2 separate regions of the Homo sapiens genome follow, and region 2 is linked to region 1. Evidence: chromatin contacts called from ENCODE Hi-C data. All regions are on one chromosome and are shown on one strand. Each heading gives the region's core, a stretch centred on a gene start or an enhancer-like site at or near the end of the contact. The rest is flanking DNA. Distances are from core to core; before and after follow the strand shown. Region 1 has its middle 22 kb from the start of ZFHX3. Region 2 has its middle 10 kb from the start of MAF.

What was found. Hi-C counts contacts between places; a loop is a spot of excess contacts on that map. Pooled maps may share reads with other maps.
Region 2: a loop to region 1 is called in a map of psoas muscle, with 34 times the contacts of the local background. The contact joins two enhancer-like sites. A Hi-C loop is called at or near these places in 1 of 168 maps with a recorded cell type or tissue (psoas muscle) and 2 of 50 pooled maps.

The regions. Positions count from the first base shown.
Region 1 is chr16:73,067,014-73,072,971 of GRCh38, forward strand. It overlaps a transcript of ZFHX3 not described here. Among named protein-coding and RNA genes, the nearest start is that of ZFHX3, 22 kb to the left of the region's middle. Within about 2 kb of position 3,663, at least 32 of the 41 ENCODE cell types and tissues checked have a DNase peak (open chromatin) inside an H3K27ac peak, as active enhancers do; they include psoas muscle, where a contact is called at or near this core.
Region 2 is chr16:79,587,692-79,593,649 of GRCh38, forward strand. It overlaps a transcript of MAF not described here. Among named protein-coding and RNA genes, the nearest start is that of MAF, 10 kb to the right of the region's middle. Within about 2 kb of position 2,245, at least 11 of the 41 ENCODE cell types and tissues checked have a DNase peak (open chromatin) inside an H3K27ac peak, as active enhancers do; they include psoas muscle, where a contact is called at or near this core.

The DNA.
Region 1 (5,958 bases), core at 2,413-4,912:
CCCCAGGTGCAAGAGCTGGGAGTGGAGAACCCCCGGGGCCCTGCTCGCCTCCAAGGCAGACCAGAAACCGGGCCCGCCAAGGAGGCGGGAGTGGGTGTGTGGAGTTAGCGAAGGGCCGTCTGGAGGGGTGCCTGTGCCTGCGTGTTTGGTGCTGCACGTCTCCCTCCCTCTCATTCTGTCTGGGAAGAAAAAAGAAAGCGGGCAGATTTGAGCCGACCCCTCTTTCCGCAGCCTGGGAACGCTGCAGCAGGAAGAATTGCTCATAACGACACTTAAGCCCCGACAGTTGAATGCTAAAGGTTAAACTTACAGTCTTCAGGGAAGGGCTTCCTGCCAACTGGAACAGTGGTGCGCGCTGCCACGGGCGCTCCTCCACCCCAGCCTGGCCCCTCCAGGTACAGTTCACATCACGGCTCTTGGCATTTGTGAACTTCAGCGAAGGAGCCCCTGGGTGCTGGCTTGTCCCTGCCCCTCATCTTCAGGGAACCTCTCCTTCCTGGTCTCCCCCATTATTTTGCCTGTGGCTGGTTGAGACCTCAGTTTGTCCCTGGGATCCTGCCCTGTGGGTCCCAACTAGTTCCTGCTGTGCAGTTGGAATGGACCCACCTTTGCAACAAAGATGCACGGTTCACACAGGTGGACACTTTGGAGAAACTGCATTCATCCCTTGTCCCTTTGCACAGAGCACTCAGTGGCCCCTGCAGCTTGGCACAGATAAAACCAAGGCTAATACACTGAATTTAGTGCCCAGCCTTGGAGGGGTCTGCAGAGAGACGCTGGCTGTAAGGAGGCAGGCGGGGGATTGTCAGGTGGAAAGCTTCCCCCAAAGGAATAGCCAAGGGAGTCTCTATTCCACGGACCAAGGGCCCCTCCCCCAACCCACCACCAAATGATGGTAAGGTTCAATTTAGCACCCCTAAAAAGTATATTCCAGTAGGAGATAGATGGTAAAGAGAATGCAGTTCAGCTCTCAGGAGCAAGGGAAGGTGGCTCTTTTCCTACCTCCCTAGAGAGCCCACATTTGCTGAGCACCTACCTTGCCTTAGCTCCCTGCCAGGCACTTTCCAAATAATTGCATTCAGTTCTCCCAGCAACCCTGGGAAACTGGTATTATTAGTCCCATCTTATAGATGAGGAATACCAGATTCAGAGAGGTTAAGTCACTCACTTAAGGTCACACAGCTATTAAGTGGCTCAGCTTGAATTTGAACCTGGGCCTGTCAGGCTTTAAAGCTATTTCTATTACACCAGTTGCCTCTCATCAAGGTCAGTAGAATCAGGGGACCCAAGGGATGAGAAAAGATAGATGTGTAGGGCAGATGGGCTGAGGCGCAGGAAATAAAAATATTCCCGGAAGGGTGCTCTGGTTTTGTATGGATTCAGGGCTAGATTCAAGACTAAGAGACAAGTCACTGATGGGCATGGTCCCCCATGTTATTCACTAAAGGGAAAAAGGCCAAAAGGGACAATGCAATAGAGAAATATCAACAAAATCCTAGGATTACAGGGTTGGAACCCATGTAACAATTGCCTGGTGTGCCCCTTGGTTTTCCAGCCTCGGCTGGCCATACTAGGGAAGTTCATACCAGGCCTTTTTGTTTTTCTTTGTAAATTTTCTGACTGTGTCTGAAGCTCAGACAAGTTCCTTACTTCTGTGAGTCAGCAGGGCTAACAGGAAGGGATGATCAGATGACCAACTGCTCATGAAAAAATATGAGGAAATCCAGTAGACAGGGAATAAGAGCAGGCAGAGACAGACATCCAAAGGCAGGCCCCTTGGGAACTCCTGGTCACTTGAGTGCTCCACTTGCAGGCCCTAAGGTAGGGAAGGCTGTGGGTGGGGCAGCTCCACAGCTCCCTTGAAACAAAGATGATGCCTGCTTTGCCAATATTGAGGTTTGGCCACCTGATGGTCGTCCACCAACTCTGGCCTCCATGCGCACTGCGGGTACTGACCACCCCTTTGGGCGCAACTGCACAAGGGGGAAGGGTGGTCAGTCCAGTGGTATGGGCTGATCACTCCTCGCCGTGCTCGGCTGGGTTGACTCTGACTGATGCTGCCCAAGTATGAGTGTGTGTAACTGGGCAGGACTGGCCAGGCCCACACGGAGAGGTTGCTGAAAGCCTTGTTAAGGAAGTACTTCTGACTAGGCAATCCAATTACATAATGCTGCAAAAATAACTCTGGGCTGGGAGTCTTGAGAGTGACGTATTTTGTTAACAGAGAGGGGTATCAAATATCTGTCTTTTAACCCGAGGGCTGAAAGTACACTTGTGCATACTGACTGGCCTCTCACCCTCTCCCCCAATAAGGGATGTTAAGCGGGTGGCAGGGGGGAAGCAAAAGAAGAAGCAATGATGCACACTTGTTTTTTCCCCTCCTTTTTCCCAGGTGCAACTAAAGCCAACTGTTCAGTTTAGCTATATTCTGCCAGCTCACGTGTCCGTCTACAGAATCGTGCACACCCAAATTAGCCATGCAGTGCTATAAACTGATCAGGGAAGATTAAGCAAAAGAAATGAGGGAGAGAATAAGAAATGAGAGAAAAACAGAATGAAAGGTGGTTTTGTTTTATTTTTTGGTGGGTAGAGAAGGGGAAGGGGTGAATTGTCTCATTATATTCATGAAGACTAGACTAGGACTCCTAGCTTCCCACTAAGGTGACCAACTGGTCCCAGTTTACCTAAGACTGTCCCACATTTAAAACTGCATCTTAGGAACCCACTCATTTCTGAAAAACTGAGTTGGTCACTCCACTTCCCACGGGCTTTGGCCAAATTTCCACCCGGTCAGAAAATAACTGGTCATAATGGTATATCCTGTCAATCCAAAATTGTTCGAAGAGTGATCTAAATGAGATATTTCATCATGGACGCAAAAGCCTTATTTCCAGGCATTTGAAGAAAGATCCATACACTTCTTCCTCCCACTACCATTTTGGATTCTAGAGCTTTCCAGGTGGAAAAATTACCTGCTTCATTCAGTTTGCTTTCAGATAAAGTTTCCAGAGGTCCCTTTCCCATTTTAAAGTGCCCCGAACTCCTGCCATGTTTTGCTTGAGAATCCTTTCATACCATTTTTAAAGAACACTGCTTGAAAGTCATTGTACCTTTTTTCAACTTCTTTTCTGTTGTGGGGTCTCCATTCCTTCCTGGGGCACCAGGGTCACACACTGAACTGTATCAAACTCTTTTAATGTATTCTCATTGAATCTGTTAGCATTTTCTGTTTCCTAATGTTGATAATTATTGCATCTGATCCTTTCACTCTAAACTGCGGCCGTGCAATTCATCCTTAATCTAGATCCATCTGAGCCCCTTCCAAAGAAGACACAAAGATAAGCTATCCCTGGCCCAAGACACTCATAGCATCTGAGCTTAGATTCACATTTGTCCCCACCTCTATTATTTTTTTTTAATCAAAATGTTTCCAAACCCCTTGAGCTAATTATAAAAGCGAATAGCTTTTCCTCTCCGAATCATATTCCTTGACTTGTAAGAATGCAATTCCACTCTGAGACCACCTTGTCGCAGACGTGAAAACCTGCTTGCCGAGGACGCAGCAGAGAGGAAAGGGTGAAGCGGGATTCGTCTCCCGCCCTCCCTCGGCAGGCACTGCCTTTATGGAGTCTATTTCCAGTCTGTTTACCTGGCAAGGACCACGTGACCAATCCAGAAGGAAATGCTGACATCATTGTCTCTCTCTCTCTCTCTCTCGCACATGTGAGCCTCCCTCCCTCCCCAGGCCGCCTGCATTCCGGTATCCATCCTCTCTGCCTCTCTCCAGCGCCCGGTCCCCTCCCCCACCACTCACGCCTTCCACCACTTATTTCTCTGTCTTTCTCATGTCACACTTTCCTTTGTTTTCTTTTCCCCTTGCGGGCTGGTTCCTAGACCGTCTTGCGCGCGCGCGCGCGCGCGCGCGCACACACACACACACACACACACACACACACACATCTGGGTGCCCTTTTCTTTCTCCCTCCCCTACCCCGCCCCCCAACCCTCCCCCCCGCCCCCCGCTTTTCAGTTTTTTCAGATCTGTGGCCATTGAGCCCTCACTCTTTTAAAAACACCTTTCCTCTTTCTCTCTAGATTTGAGATTTCTAAATTAAAAAAAAAAAAAAAAGTCTGGAGGCCTAAAAAGTCTTCTGGGCCAGGGGTAGGGGGAGGAGGGCCAGGCAAGGCTGCGGAGTCCAGCCATTCAATTTCCTGCTCCACTGAGCTTCGAGATTTCGGTGTTGGGGGTTTGGTCAAACATGCTTTCTTTCTTTATTTATGTACAGCTTCTCTTCTTCTAGTCTCCATTCCACGTTTTCCCACCCTGCTGCTGACCAGGCTCCCCTGCCTTCCCCACTGCCAGACCACAGGTCCCAGCAGCTCCTGGCCTTGAGCGGAGGGAGGGAGGGAGGGAGCACGTGCAACTCGCTCCTGGTCTTTTCTCTGCTGCTGCTGCTGCTGCTGCCGCCGCCGCCGCCGCCGCCGATACTGCTGCTCATTCTATCAGGGGCTGGGGAGGCTGCTCAGCATCCTCCCAGCCTGAGACCCGGGGAGCTGGGAAAGCCAGGATGCAGAGAGGAGGGGAGGAGTGGCAGTCCATGCAGGTGCCTCCTGCCTGTTCAAAGGCCTATTTATAGGAAGAACCAGCAGGCAGGGCTCTGGGGTTTGGCTGCTCCTGGGCAGCTTTCTTGGTGCACGTGGGCACAGAGCCAGAGCATGCAGTTTAGAGGAAATGTTTAATAAAGACATGGGAGCCTCAAAGTGTTTATTTATTCTCACAGAAAGGTGGAGATAGGGTGTGCCTGGAAACTGCTTTGAAAGCGGACAGCAAGGTAGTGAGGCCACAGGGTGACACCACTGGGAATCAAAGGGAACAGCTGTCTCAGGCCAAGGGGCACAAGGCAGACACTGATGGGCCCCATTGCTTCCACCTCCCACCCTAGGCTGTTCTGAGTGGGATGATACCCCTTTTAGCTTGGAAGTGGGACATGGAAGAAGATATGAAGGGTCACATGAGAGTGAGACAATTAAGTAGTCATTACTTAGGGGTAAATTCATAATCCCCAGCACTCAGAAAGGTGGGATTCTACCTGGAGGGCATGAGTACTTCGATGGGTATGTTCACCACTGGGTTGGATAGAAAATCAGAAATGTAGGCCAGGTGGGGTGGCTCACGCCTTTAATCCCAACACTTTGGGAGGAAGGTGGATCACTGGAGGTCAGGAGTTCAAGACCAGCCTGGCCAACACAGTGAAACGCCATTGCTACTAAAAATGCAAAATTTAGCCAGGCGTGGTGGGGGCGCCTGTAATCCCAGCTACTCAGGAGGCTGAGGCAGGAGACTCGCTTGAACCCAGGGGGTGGAAGTTGCAGTGAGCCGAGATCGTGCCATTGCACTTCAGCCTGAGCAACAAGAGTGAAACTCCGTCTCAAAAAAAAAAAAAAAAAAGGAAAATCAAAAATATAGGATCCTATTGGAAGACCCTACTAAGACCTAGAGGTGGGACTCTGAATGTTAATATAGTACCTGCCTTCAGTGTTTGGGTTCATTCCTATTTCTTTGTTTTTAGAGACAGAATCTTGCTTTGTCACCCAGGCTGGAGTGCAGTGGCATGATCATAACTCATTGCAGCCTCCAACACCTGGGCTGAAGCAGTCCTCCCACTTCAGCCTCCTGAGTAGCTGGGACTACAGGCACATGCCACCATGCCAGGCTAATTTGTTTTACAAATTTTTTGTAGAGACAGGGTCTTGCTATGTTGCCCAGGCTGGTCTCGAACTCCTGGCTTCAAGTATCCTCCCACCTCTGTCTTCCAAAGTGCTGGGATTACCGGCATGAGCCACTGTGCCCAGCGCATTCCTATTTCTTTCTTTCTTTCTTTTTCTATTTTTTTTTTTATTTGAGACGGAGTCTCACTCTGTGCCCAGACTGGAGTGCATTGGCACAATCTCGGCTCA
Region 2 (5,958 bases), core at 995-3,494, 6.5 Mb after region 1:
TCCGTTATTTTTGGAGGAAAAAAAACAGGCCTCATTAAATGCGATATTTGGCATCTTGCCTGAAATCTCATAAAGTAGATGTCCTTTTTAGATCATTGGTGTCATTTTCTTCAAGATGACCTCTACTCTCTGGCCATCTGGGGAAACCACCCTGTTATCAAAGCATTTACTTTCAAAAGGGGGGGGGGGGTAGATACTATTTGCACACCTGAATAGCGTCCAAAAGCCATTGCAGTTTCTGTGTTCATATTACCTTCTTTCAGACCACTTACTGGGGAAAGATGGTGGGGGAAAAGGAGGTCTCACATCGGGGTAAGAGAGATTTTCGAGCTGGGCCGCAGTGAAGTAATCTAAGCCACATGTCTACGAGCACATAGCTCTTACACTTGGATCTGTTTACCTAACAATTGAAGAGTTCTTTAAATAGTACAGGAGCATGCACTGATATTCCAGGGAAGATTTTAAAAGGGCTCATTACCTGCACAGTGCAGTAAATTTACATGGGGATCGCAACCTGAAAACGTGTTGCAGGCTGTCAGCATGTGTCTCCACACTGCTCCGAGTCACAGAAAGTCTGGCAAAGGGAGCTTACCTGCCTTTTACGTGGGAAGATTGCCCTAAGACAGCAGTTTCAGCCCAGGCTCTGCGCATGTCTACCAAAGGACAGAGTTGACTGATGAAGTCTGCCTTTCGGATCATTTTTATTTCATAAAGTGGGAACTGTAGATTTTTCTCTTTTCTTTCTTTCTTTCTTTTTTTTTAAGATACAGTCTTGCTGTTTTGCCCAGGCTTGAGTGCAGTGGCGCAATCTGGGCTTACTGCAACCTCCGCCTCCCAGGTTTTAAGTGATTCTCCTGCCTCCCAGGTTCAAGCGATTCTCCTGTCTCTGCCTCCTGAGTAGCTGGGATTACAGGCACGTGCCCCCACGTCCTGCTAACTTATGTATTTTTAGTAGAGACCGGGTTTCACCAGGTTGGCCAGGCTGGTCTCAAACTCCTGACCTCAGGTGATCCGCTCACCTGGGCCTCCCACAGTGCTGGGATTACAAGCATGAGCCACCACACCGGGCCAGATTTATCTTTTAATAGCTTGCCCCCTCCCTAATGTGTTAAAGGGTCCCAGGAAAAAATAAATGAATAAATAAATAAATAAATTTTTTAAGCCAGATGAAAAAATATATTGGAGTGAATGCCTGAAGATGGAAAGACACAAACATCACCTTTTAACAGATAAAATCTTAGAAAGATTACCGAGGGTTTTTCCGCCTTCTATGAAAAACAAGATTTACATAAAAAATCTGACAGTGTAAAAAGCATCTCAGATACTGACATGTTTGTTTTAGTTTCAATGTATCTATCTGTGCATGAATAAATCCTTCCCTAAGAGAGAGGGAGAGAGTAAAAAGTAGATTTTTTTTAAGGTGTAACGATACTTGCCTAACTTAAGTATTCTCACAAACCGAGGGTCCCTCTAAGAAAAAGGCCCCTCATGGAAAAGATGCTTTCTGAAATTAGTGGTTTTAAAAGTCTGTCCTCTTGAGACAGTTCCTGGATGCCTGAGATGTGTCTAGAACTGTATGAAATCCAAGAATGCAGGCAGGACCCTCATCCTGGCGCTGTTGGAGCAATCCTCATAAAGTTTGCTTGACTGACTTTGTTTTATAATGTGCATCAAACTACACCACGGAAACCCCAAACCGTATCGAGATTTCCATAAAGATTTTTAAACATGCTATCTGGATTTCCCGCTTGCCTTTCTCTTTTTCCCTCTTACTCTGTCTCTAACCGAAGCAGGAAAAAAAAAGAAAAAAGAAAAAAAATCTGGAAAATGGGCCGGAAAACTAATAGAAGAAAAATCAAATGATCTGGAGCCGATGATCTTATTTACAGAGGGTTCCTGGGGCCGCGATCGGGTGGAGTGAGGGGGTCTCAAGGTGAAGGGCGGAGCCTTGCGGGACCGAGTCTTGCTCCCTCCCTCCAGGCGCCCGCCCACCCAGGAGAGCGGCGCACCGGGGAGTTTTGATATCCCCCGGAGCTCGCTCGCGCTAGGGCAGTCCTTTTGACTTTTTAAACCAAATTTGAACACAATCCGAGCTCCTGCAGGGGTGCGGGAGCTTGGGTGGGCGCGGGGCCCTGGGGCGCGCTGGGTGTGGCCGTCATTAGCGCCCCCGGGCGCCGGGCGGCGTCGTGGGCATCTCCGAGGGGCGCTGCGTTGCTGGCGTCTGAGCGCACCGGCTCCCTGGGCACTGCCGCGGGTCTGGGACTGCAGGCCCGGCCCAGGACTGAGGGACTCGGTAGCTTCAGGCAATCTTCGGGACCCGCCCCCTCTGTCTGGGCTCCAGTCCCTGCGCACCTACTGTACGCCCCTCGGGGGACCTCAGAGGGTGGGGAGCACACCCAGCCCCACGCAGCTGCAGCCACCAGGCTCGGGCAGTGATGTCCAGGGCTATTGGGCCCCGCAGAACCCATGCATAAAGGACTGGGATGCGGTGTTCCTGTCCCGGGCCAGGTTGGCGGAGGGGGGGATGATGGGGGGGCATGGAGGGAGGGTTGTTCTTAGAAAATGGGAGAGGGGACAAACTCAGCATCCTCTCTGCCTACATCTCCTTCATTCCAGGCTTCAAGACCATTGCACCAAAAGCTCTGGCCAGCTTTAAAGATTCCAGCTGAGCTTCCAGTGATGCTCCCCGGACCCTCTGCATAGCGCTGTCTGTGTCTACACTTAAAGTGGGGCGGAGGTGACTTATTGGGTCCCAGATCTCAGCTTCTGCCACTTGTTGGCCTGAGGACAGTGACTTTTGAGGCTCTTTCATGGCCCTGGATGACCAGGCATGGAAGGAAAAGGTGTCAGAAATTATGGAGAGGACACTGGGATTGGACAGGAGTCAGGTGGGAAGGGTGCAGACCCTGGTGCTAAGGACGTCACTGTTGTTTCTAGGACTCTGTGGAGAGCTCACAACCTGTCAGCGGCTTGTCAGTCACCCTGCAAACAGATCCTTCTTGGTGGGAGGTTTTGGGGGGACTCTGAGAATGACCTGGAGCTGACCCCTGGTGACTGGAGGTCATAAGCCAAGGTTGGCCTGTGTTAAAGTCTGGGCCATACTCTCCCAGCCTCTGCAGGCAGGTCCCTTCCTCTCCTCTGCTCTCTGGGCCTAGTTTGGGGTTGCCTATTGTCCTGGGATCCTCGGCCTGCTTTCCTTCTGCAGAATTCCTCCAACAAAAGTCAGAAACGCACTTCTACAGGCCTCAAGAAGTGGATGAGGTCATATAGAGAACCAGGGCAACTATAGGTTGCAAAAAGGGACTCTGAACTCCTGACCTAATTTTTCAGGCCAGTGTTCCCTTTACAACAATCCTTGTTGGGGATTCTGGAAGGAGAGTGATTTTCTCTCCTTCCTATCCAGTTCTATAAGGTTTCATCGCTTCTCCTGTTCCCTAACGGAAAGGACCAACCACAAGGAAAAAATAGTTCTTTGGAATCTCAGCTTGGAAACGGTCAAGGCTGGTAATCAGAATATTTAGAATAGAGAAATTCAGAATGCGAATCACTGGTCTGCAGCTCACACCAAGGCCTGGGTTGAGGGGTGAGGGGCAGGTTGAGGAGTGCAGGGGAAAATACAGAAAACTCCTTCCTCTCCTTCCACTCTTTTTCCCAAAGCTCAGCAGACACGACTCCTTCATCCTCCTTTCTTGAATTAATGCTCCTTCTAATTGTAACTAAAGATCTAAGGTGCATCTCTGTAGAAGAGAGGAATGTGATTTTGCAATCCACAGTTCTAATTATAGGGAAAACTGTTATTTAGTAAAAAGGAAGGAAAAGGAAACGAATTGTGTTGAACAAGAGAAGAGGTGCTCAATAGAGGCTACGATTTGTGTAAGGAACTGTGCATTCCAGTCATAGTCGTGGAAAATGTGTTTTATGAGTTTCTTAAAACTGTACGACTCTGATGAAAATTCATAGAAAGATCTTATTTCTGTGCGTCGTTGGTTTGCTCTTCCCATCTCAGCCTTTTTCCTTCGGGCAGACTTACGGAAAACACACAGAGGGCCTTCGAATTTAAACAATAAAATACTGTCACGATGTCATAAAACTATTGCAGTGACCATTTAAATATTGGTACAACATGTCTGGCTGGTCCAAAATGTCACCATTATGAATCACAGACTGATACATTTATAAATATACTCAAATGTTAAGACATTAACGATTTCCTCAAATCTCTCCATTTGGGTTTAGTCCCCAAAATTGTTTTCAAAAAGGAAACATGTGAACATATTTTAAAGAAATGGACAGCCGAGCCTAGTTTACTTCTGGCATACATGCACACTAGGTCTGACGTTAGCCACGGAGCAAGTGAAATTCAGACTGGTAACAGGGATTATTTCTGGGCCTCCCGCTTTTAAAGTTCCCCTTTCTCTTGTTTCCCTCATTTCTCACCTCCTACAAATGGTGCAGGGAACAGGGAGCCCGAGATTTTATTTGCTACGCCTTCATGCAAAGCAATTTGATTTGTTTGTTTAGTTTTGTTTTGTTTCTCTCTAAAGGGTAAAGATGCTCCCAATTTGTGGCAGGACTGTGTTTCTTTATGCCCTAACAATCATGAGACAGCCTGGGAGACTGAAATTCTCTCACCCTGTCCCCTACCCCCGCTAGGGAAAAAAATGCTAGACAGAGCTGGGTTTGTTCAGGAGCTGGGGCGGAGCAATGCCTGGAGAGAATTCCCCTTTTCTGGGGCTGTTTGATGTCTGAATTTTGAAGATTTACATCAAAAGCGAGAAAAGCAGTGTTATGGCAAGTTGGGTTAAGACTCTTGCTCCGCTTTTAAGCAAATGCTTCAAAACAAACAAATCCTGATTGAGGTGGCTGGACCTGGACCACCTCCTTTATAACTACTACATGGCCTGCCTGGACCTGGGACATCTTCTTTTAGATTTAGGATGGGCTAAGAGTGAAACAAACTTCCAAGTTTCTCTTATTTTCCTCAGAACAACAAGGAAGGCACAGGACCAAATTATTCATTCAGCATCCTGACAAATAATCAGCGGAGATAAAAATTGTAGCCTATCACTGCAGATAAAACTTCTCTAAAAAAAACCAAACAAACAAAATAAAAGAACTAAGACATTTCTTCAAAGAGACGGACAAAATTATTTTTCAAAAATCAAATGACAGTGAATCGTAGTGGGGAACCTTGCAAATCAGCAAAGTGAAGCTGGTAAATCTCACTTCCTATTCCCTCTTAGTGAATGTTTATATTAGCAGCGCTAAGAAGAGCTTGGTTGTGTGTTTTACCGGCATGGAAATCAGACGGCTGAAGGTTGTCACTCATGTACTCCTGTATTTTAGTCTTCCAACCTATCTCAGTCTTTAACTACCGGCAGCCAAAACAGAAAAAAACAAACAAACAAAAAACAAAAAGAGAGAGAGAGAGACTTATGTGGCAATCAGACTTTTAAATATATTGATTGGCCTAGTAGACTGGAGGAGTGTATTTCGTAAAGCCAAGAGTATGTGAATACGGAAGTAAGTTGGCCTAAACGAAAACAACGGCCACAGCAGCAAAAGCCTCCCAATGTACTGTGCTTGGGAACCTTTGAACGTGTCATAGGCAACTCTAGATATTTAGACCAGGACATGCTGGGAATGCAGCTACCGAGACAGCTGTGTGCCATGTTTGTGAGGGTGACCATGATCTGTCTTCTGTCCACTGCTTTTAGCAGGAAAACTGGCAGTGTGGCAAGGGGGTGGTTCTACTTCAGAACAGAAGTATCTAGAATTGGTGTTGCTAAGTAAAAATGACTGGGGTAAAGGCACAAGGGAGAAAAGATCAGAGCGTGAGCATCCTGCATTCAGTAATAAACAGCATTTCCCATCGGAGGGGTCTGTGTTGAAAGACTCCCAGGTAGTTATGGCTTTGAGACAGTGAGGAAATGATGTCTCCGTAGCAGATTTATTTGC